2 separate regions of the Homo sapiens genome follow, and region 1 is linked to region 2. A link is a contact called in ENCODE Hi-C or POLR2A ChIA-PET data. All regions are on one chromosome and are shown on one strand. Each heading gives the region's core, a stretch centred on a gene start or an enhancer-like site at or near the end of the contact. The rest is flanking DNA. Distances are from core to core; before and after follow the strand shown.

What was found. Hi-C counts contacts between places; a loop is a spot of excess contacts on that map. ChIA-PET counts read pairs that join two places held with the same protein, here RNA polymerase II (POLR2A). Pooled maps may share reads with other maps.
Region 1: a loop to region 2 is called in a map of gastrocnemius medialis, with 7 times the contacts of the local background. The contact joins two enhancer-like sites. A Hi-C loop is called at or near these places in 11 of 168 maps with a recorded cell type or tissue (DLD1, HCT116, Right ventricle myocardium inferior and 8 more) and 10 of 50 pooled maps. POLR2A ChIA-PET finds 5 or more read pairs at or near these places in 2 of 52 experiments (AG04450 and Panc1).

The regions. Positions count from the first base shown.
Region 1 is chr9:81,611,218-81,615,553 of GRCh38, reverse strand. TLE1 (TLE family member 1, transcriptional corepressor) reads left to right here. Exons shown (of 20, transcript NM_005077.5): 12 at 2,033-2,177; 13 at 3,595-3,785. Among named protein-coding and RNA genes, the nearest start is that of TLE1, 76 kb to the left of the region's middle. Within about 2 kb of position 1,918, at least 17 of the 41 ENCODE cell types and tissues checked have a DNase peak (open chromatin) inside an H3K27ac peak, as active enhancers do; they include gastrocnemius medialis, where a contact is called at or near this core.
Region 2 is chr9:81,556,761-81,560,501 of GRCh38, reverse strand. No RefSeq gene overlaps it. Among named protein-coding and RNA genes, the nearest start is that of TLE1, 130 kb to the left of the region's middle. Within about 2 kb of position 1,846, at least 10 of the 41 ENCODE cell types and tissues checked have a DNase peak (open chromatin) inside an H3K27ac peak, as active enhancers do; they include gastrocnemius medialis, where a contact is called at or near this core.

The DNA of each region.
Region 1 (4,336 bases), core at 669-3,168, 55 kb before region 2:
TTTTTTTTTGTATTTTTAGTAGAGATGGGGTTTTGCCATGTTTGTCAGGCTGGTCTTGAACTCCTGACCTCTTTGATCCACCCGCCTCAGCCTCCCAAAGTGTTGGGATTACAAGCCCAGCCTCATTGCCGTCTTACTTGGGGGATATGTTCTTGCCACACAGCTCTCTGAAACTTCCCAGTTGACAAATGGTTCAAACTTCTGAGATTCTTTTTTTTTTTTTCTGAGACGGAGTCTCACTCTGTTGCCCAGGCTGGAGTGCAGTGGCGTGATCTCGGCACACTGCAACCTCCACCTCCCAGGTTCAAACAATTCTCCTGCCTCAGCCTCCCCAGTAGCTGGGATTACAGGCACTCACCACCACGCCTGGTACCACCATACATTAGAGAGGGTGTACACGCATCCATGTTCATTGCCTTCTTCTTCTTCTTCTTTTTTTTTTTTTTTTTTTTTTTTTTTTTTTTTTTTTTTTGAGATGGAGTCTCACTCTGTCACCCAGGCTGGAGTGCAGTGGTGCAATCTTGGCTTATTACAGGGTTTCATGTTGGCCATGCTGGTCTTGAACTCCTGACCTCAGGCAATCTGCCTGCCTTGGCCTCCCAAAGTGCTGGGATTACAGGTGTGAGCCACCGCACCTGGCCTCAAACTTCCGAGATTCTTAAGTCTTCATTTTCTTAGGCTGGTCATTTACCTGGTAGACTGATCCTTAATATCGGGGCATGTCATAGAGCATGCCCCGATATTATGGAGCTCGTCAGATCAGTGATGCACAAAGGAGGCCCCAGGGGAAGCCAGGAACTGGTGCATCAGAACCCACTCATGTGGTCACTCATTCAATCAAACTTTGTAGACTGCATCATCTTTTAACAATAACATTTCATAACAACCCTTCAGTTAATCCTTACCTGGTCCCGGTAGGCATTATCCCATTTTACCGGTTGGGAGGGATGAATAACTTAACAAGGCTACACAGCCGTGGCTCATGATCCAAGGTCAGAAAGAGCTCTCTTTAGCCCGTGCTCTTTGCCACGCTGTAGTGGTTCTTGGACTGTGTTGTAAAGCACATGAAAGGTTGAAAGGCCAGAGAAGGTGCCCTGTAACCCTGTTACTGTCTGGTCTCCGAAAGGCCCCTTGCTGGTGTTCAGTCTCTGATCTGCACTGGTGGGTCCACTTTGGTTATGTAGGCAAGTGGGCAGTGACTCTTAACTCCAAAGTGTTGTTCTTTTTAGGCATATTGGTAAGGTTAGCCCTGGGGCTTTTGTCTCTGAGATACTGGCCCCACTCTCTCTCACCATTTGTCTCAATCCCAGGGCTACCTAAAAAGGAGACTTGAAAAGGGGTCTTCTGGCCTGGCGCGGTGGCTCAGGCCTGTAATCCCAGCACTTTGGGAGGCCAAGGCGGGTGGATCACGAGGTCAGGAGATCGAGACCATCCTGGCTAACATGGTGAAACCCCGTCTCCACTAAAAATACAAAAAAATTAGCTGGGCATGGTGGCGGGCACCTGTAGTCCCAGCTACTCAGGAGGCAGAGGCAGGAGAATGGCGTGAACCCGGGAGGCGGAGCTTGTAGTAGGCCGAGATTGCGCCACTGCACTCCAGCTTGGGTGACAGAGTGAGACTCCATCTCAAAAAAAAAAAAAAAAAAAGAAAAGAAAAGGGGTCTTCCTTGGACTTGGCGGCCAGGACATGTGTTTCTGAGTGCCTGGGAAATATTCTCTGGGTGGTCATCTTTCTAACTTGGCGTAGACCCAAAGTCCACAAGGCTGATGGAAAATACTTTTAAAATAAAATCTGCGGAGGAAGAAGTGTGATCATGTTCTGTGTCTCTAGCTCGAGTTTTAATTCTGGCAGGAAGAGGAAAGGTCAACATTTCTCGCTCACAAGTTAATGCTGTCAACATTGTGTGGATTTATGAAAATTGGCTGAGGGAGTAGCTAGAAGGTGCCCAGTGTCCCAGCTGCTGTTGTGATAAATTGTGTAATATGGCTTGGATTAAAAATAATACTCATTTAATTTGTTTAATGACACCAGCATGAAAAAGCCAGCACGCCTGTTCTGAAATCCAGCACACCAACGCCTCGGAGCGACATGCCAACGCCGGGCACCAGCGCCACTCCAGGCCTCCGTCCAGGTCTCGGCAAGCCTCCAGCCATAGACCCCCTCGTTAACCAAGCGGGTACAGCATCGCCTCTTGTTGTGCTTTGTTTGGTTTCTCCCATTCCCAGCTTGATTTGTTGTCTGTTAATGTTGTGACGCAATTGCCCTACAAATATGAAATGTACGTAGGGCCACCCTCCTTCCTATCTCTGAAAAAGCCATGATAAGAAACAGATGTTTGTCCTGGGGTTTCAGCAGCTGCACTCTGTTCAGTCTCCAACTGTTTACATTCAGCTTTTCTTTTTTTCTTGAGACGAAGTCTCGCTCTTGTCCCCCCAGGCTGGAATGCAATGGCGTGATCTCAGCTCACTGCAACCTCTGCCTCCTGGGCTTTGAGACGAAAGTCTTGCTCTTGTCCCCCCCAGGCTGGAATGCAATGGCGGGATCTCAGCTCACTGCAACCTCTGCCTCCTGGGTTCAAGCGATTCTCTTGCCTGAGCCTCCTAAAGAGCTGGGATTACAGGCGCCTGCCACCACGCCTGGCTAATTTTTGTATTTTTAGTAGAGACGGGGTTTCACCATGTTGGCCAGGCTGGTCTCAAACTCCTGACCTCAGGTGATCTGCCCATCTCGGCCTCCCAAAGTGCTGGGATTACAGGCGTGAGCTACCTTGCCCAGCCTTCTTTTAGTTTTAAATAATTCAAATCCTAGGGACTTCAGTAAAGTTTCTGATAATTATTTTGAACACAAGCCTCCCCACCTAACTAGCATTGTGCGTCTGACTTTGCTAATACTGGCTGAAACAGCGGTTTGGCTGGCCCAACCGTGCTCCTTGCAGACTATAGTTTGCTGGTTTTCTGCTAGGGGAGGCTTCAGGAATCAGTGGTCTCTCCTGCAGTAGAAATTAGGAGGGTTTCTCTGCGACTCCAGCCCTTAAAAAACTCATAATTTGCAACCTGATATTCCCCAGTGGGAAAGGAAAAAAGCAACAACCTGGGCCCAAAGGAAAATAGGCAACAGAATATTCCTCCTAAACCCGTGCTTTGGTTTACGTAAATCCAGGATTGGATTTTCATTTGGAATTGGTACCAGGGAATGGAAAGTTCGGACTGAAAGAGAAATCTTGGATTTTATCGAGAAAATCTTCTTTTGAGATTAAGTCAGGTAAACACTTGGTGCCTGTGCCTTGGTTTGCCCTCTGTAAATTGGGTAGGGAATACTCTTAATTCCCCTGGCTTCCTGGTGCTGCCATTTACACAAATGAGAAAATGTGTGGGTTGTGCTTCCCCTGGAGTCTTTTCTTTCCTGGAGATGCATTCGCTCTGGGGAAGGAGGGATCCAGTGTATAAATTGGAGGTGATTTTCCCCCTCCCCTAGAAGCCTTACCTCTTTCTCTCTCCCCATGAGTGACACTAACAAATGATGAGGCCAGACTTGCTGGTCAGGTTTGATGGAGTGGGTCAGTTGAATGATGTGCGGCTTGTGTTTCCTTTCAGCAGCTGGCTTGAGGACACCCCTGGCAGTGCCCGGCCCATATCCTGCTCCTTTTGGGATGGTCCCCCACGCTGGCATGAACGGCGAGCTGACCAGCCCAGGCGCTGCCTACGCCAGTTTACACAACATGTCGCCCCAGATGAGCGCCGCAGCCGCCGCGGCCGCCGTGGTGGCCTACGGGCGCTCCCCCATGGTAGGCCGCTGTCGGGTGGGCTGTGGTTGGGGTAGGAACGCTGCATGCTCCATTGAGCGCTGTCAGGTTTGGGGCCAGGCCTCTCTGCGCTGCGTGGGCAGGAGCAGCCAGCCCCACACACCTCGGAGACAAAGACGCCCAGTCTCCCAGCCACACACTCACCTTCCTCTTGTCAGCTTTCATCAGCATGCTGCTTCATTAAGTGAGGGCCAAACGTTTTTTGTTTTAGTGTTTTTGTGGATGAAAAAGGCAGTGTTTAGAAGCTCCTTCAGTGGTTCAGGGGACATCTGGTTTTCTCCCACCAAAGTCGATTTTTTTTATTTGAAGGCGATGAAATGATTCGAGTGGTTCACAGAAGCCTTTTCATTCATTTTCTTGAACTTTTTTTTTCTCATTAAACCTTAGGAAAAAATGTCTGAGAAGCCATCGCTTTCTCTTTCTATGCCTATGTTACACTTTAAACCCAATAGCATGACTTATATATAAGCAGTGGTCTCTGTAAACAGGTAGAATTCTGGACAGACTGAACCACGGGGGCAGGCTGTCTCTCG
Region 2 (3,741 bases), core at 597-3,096:
TCTATACCATGTAACCACCACCCTCAGGTTGCCAGATTTAACAAACAAAAATGCAAGACAGCCAGGTACATTTGATGTCAGATAAACAACAAATAATTTTTTGTATTAATGTGTCCCAAATATTTAACTGGGCATCCTGTATTTTATCTGGCACGCCTACACCTCCCAGATCAAGATAGAGAACATTTCCAGAACCACAGAGGGCTCCTTTGTGCCCCTTCTCAGTCAGTCAATACCCACACCCCAGGGCCAACCACCATTTTGAATGAAGTCAACTTTTATGTTTTTGTGAAATCCACAGCAACACTTCCCAACAACCCCTTTCTCTGTTGCTCAGTTTTTTTCTCCCCTGAAGGGCCTCAAAACCTCTCCCATGCTAAACTTAAAGAATCTCTTAGACCCGACTCCTGTACCTTTTCAGTTTCCCTCCCCCTCCTCACTCCCTGTGACCCATTCACCTTCTTGTTTTGCTCTTTCTGCCCTGCTACTTCTCTTCACAGAAATAAGAAACTGAGAACCAATCCCGCAAGCAGTTATCATTCCACATTCCTGTTGCCTGTCTCATACTCTTCCTGCCACACATTTTCTGGATTCTGCATGACCACAAACTCAGAGCTAGGCTGACAAAGCCTTCTCTGTAGGGAGGAGAGGGATCTGGAGGGCAAATCTGCAAGAAGTAAACGGCAGGCAGTCTTCGCCAGTCCATCCAGTGGCTGTCAGGGTTGATGTAATCTCTGGATCCTTGTAGCATCTCCCCCACCTCAGTCCCTTTAGGCCTTTCTCCTGGCATCTAACTGGGGGACAAGACTGAAGGATATGGCTTCAGGATCCCTCATTCCGGGAACAGGAACAAATCGCAAGCCTCCTCTTTGTGTTGGTGTCTCTCTACCACACACTCTCATTGCATAGCATTTACGCACACACTGAATTACCTTGTTTTTTTGTTCGTACAAAAGTGTCATGTCAGTCACATTTTAGAGGTAATTAAGGGAACAATTTGGGTAGGGCTGAATTTGCAGAAATCAAGTGAATGTTGCTGAGAGTCGCTGTCATGAACTAGGTAAGGTTTTGACACCAAAAGTAAGCCACGACCTTTGCTTGAGTGGGTGTGAGTCAGGGAAGTTTCTAGAGGAGGTAATGCTTGAACTAAGATTTTGGCCTCAGATTTTGCTAAATAGTTGTGACTGAGCAAGTGTGTTCTAGATTAAGAAGATTTAGAAGAAAGGTAATCATGTCAGTCTGGGTTCTGGGACAAGAAGAGAGAGAAGCAGGGTTGATGTCTGGGCAGAGCTGGGTTGAATAGGGTGAGGATCCAGGAGGAGTAAAGTTGGGAACTTTCACATTTTCTGTGGGTCACAGGGAATCATCATTTTAGACCGTTCACCCTAGTGGTTCTGTGGAGAGGGAAGAGTCAAGAGATTTGTAATTTAGGTCAAGGGGCCAATCATTCACCCCTTAGTGTGAATTTCTATACACCTATCAATTCTGTCCAAAGCTCTAGATGGCATTGGCAGTAAGGAGAGAGGGTTTTACTGAGGCAGTGAGAAGACAGTAAGACGTTTTGAGGCAGTGGATCCTGTGAGGGAGTTCAGGCTTGGCGGAGGGCTGTGCCTCACTGCAGAAGGGCTATCTCCAGTGGTTTTCTGTGACTGAACACATGAAGTTGGGACAGGGAGGCACACGGGGGATTAAAGAAAGAGTGGAAAGGACACAGATGGCCCATGTCACAAGTCTGCCTGGAGTAGGTATCAGCCACATGAATGGATATGCCAGTAGGGGATTGTCAAGTGCTCTCAGAACCCAGGGTTACAGGTGTGACACCTCCGGAACATTTGTTCTTGTATTTATCAACGTGGCCAAGAATGAGTACGAGATTAAGAGAACAAATAGTTTGAAGATTAAGTAATCATGCATTCTGTCTTGGCAGTCTCTGTAGTGCCTCGTTTGATCAGTTTAGTAGAAGCAAGAGACAGTAGTTTACAATTGCAGAGCATGAAAGCTGTTCTCCCAGAAAGGTCTGAGTTCCTGGTAAAGGAATAATGAGCTCACAGGCTGGAAAGGTCACAAGCAAAGTTAACCCATAGCATGGAAAACTAAAAAATGACTTGTTACATCCCTTGTCATGGGCCTAATTTGTTTAAAATCAAATCCATCTGTTCATTTCACACCCTTTGTTCCACTTCCTTGCTGCAATCCACAGTGGATTACTCCATTACTTTAAAACTGGCTGCACTTACAATAAGCTAATAACTTATTTTGTGGTTAACTGCGTCAAGATATTCTGGAACACAACCAACATTCATTCTCTCTCTGTCTCTCAGTCTCTCTCTCCCTCTCTGCCCCTTTGAAGAAAGAACTTCTTAGTGCAGCACATTGACCAGGAAAATCCTTTAAGTCTCCTTCAAAAAATGTTGTGTTTACAGGCTCTGATGAGAGGCAGGTAGGAGAAGAGGTTTGTGTCGCTCTCTAGCCTTTCCTCTCACCACTCGAATAACCTGCTGCAAAGGCTTATTTGTCTCCCATGGGCCATACATTACAAAAGACTTCTTGGCTCAATTGATTCCATTTATGATCTCCAAATCTTAATTTCAAATGAAGCTTGCTCCTTTTCAGGAAAGAATTATCTTCTATGTAATAAACCAGAGTCCCCTGAGGCATTCATTTGAGATGCATCAATTCCCTTAAGGTCCCCTAACCCATTAAAATATGTACAGTATTTCTGGTTAACTAATGGATCACTGGAAAAAATGGGATTGCATGTAAGATATAATTCAAAGAAATGCACTTGGGGTTGTTGGCCAATCCATTCATAGGAACATTTGCTGATTGGGAAAATATTTAATTTTTTTGGCTTAATCTTTTGCCAGACCACACAAACTAGTGGAGGTTGTTATTTCTGATTTGTTGGACCCAATTCTGAAGACAGAGCAGCAATGGAATTTGTGATTTTGTCACTGCTCCTGATGAAGAAATGACTGGCTGGCATTTAAACACAGTTGGAGTTGTACAATCCATGGATATTGCCATTTTTTTTTTTCTTGTTGAGTGCAAGTTATGGCTAGATGTTATCATGTATTCACTCCTGCCTTGTTCTGAAGGGCCAAACATTTTGGAAATATTGTATTTATGAAATTGGATATTAAAATGGCAAGTGATTTAAGCTGAGGAGTGGGTGTTGAAAGATCCCAGCACACACGCTTGTAGTAATTTTACATTTTTCATTACTGTGGTAATTAAAAAATTCCTTAGGGCTGAATTATAGTAAAATTTTAAGTATCCTTATACTAAGCATAAACTAATTTTCTTTCCCACTGGACAGTGTTAAGTAGGAAATATTTTTAATTCTATCTCATTTATTCATATCATGAAAAATTGCAAACCTTGCTAATTTTATTCAATATCATTTCTTTCTAAATATTCTTAGATTTAGTAACTGATATGCATTTAGTATTAAAGGGTAAGCATAACTGAAAGTTCTTTTTTTTTGTCTCATCATGACCTCTACAAGTTCACTCCTAGTTCTTTTTTTAAATTTTATTGTATTTATTTTTATTTTTATTTTTATTTTTTTTGAGACGGAGTCTTGCTCTGTCGCCCAGGCTGGAAGGCAGTGGTGTGATCTCGGCTCACCGCAAGCTCCGCCTCCCGGGTTCACGCCATTCTCCTGCCTCAGCCTCCTGAGTAGCTGGGACTACAGGTGCCCGCCACCACGCCCAGCTAATTTTTTGTATTTTTTAGTAG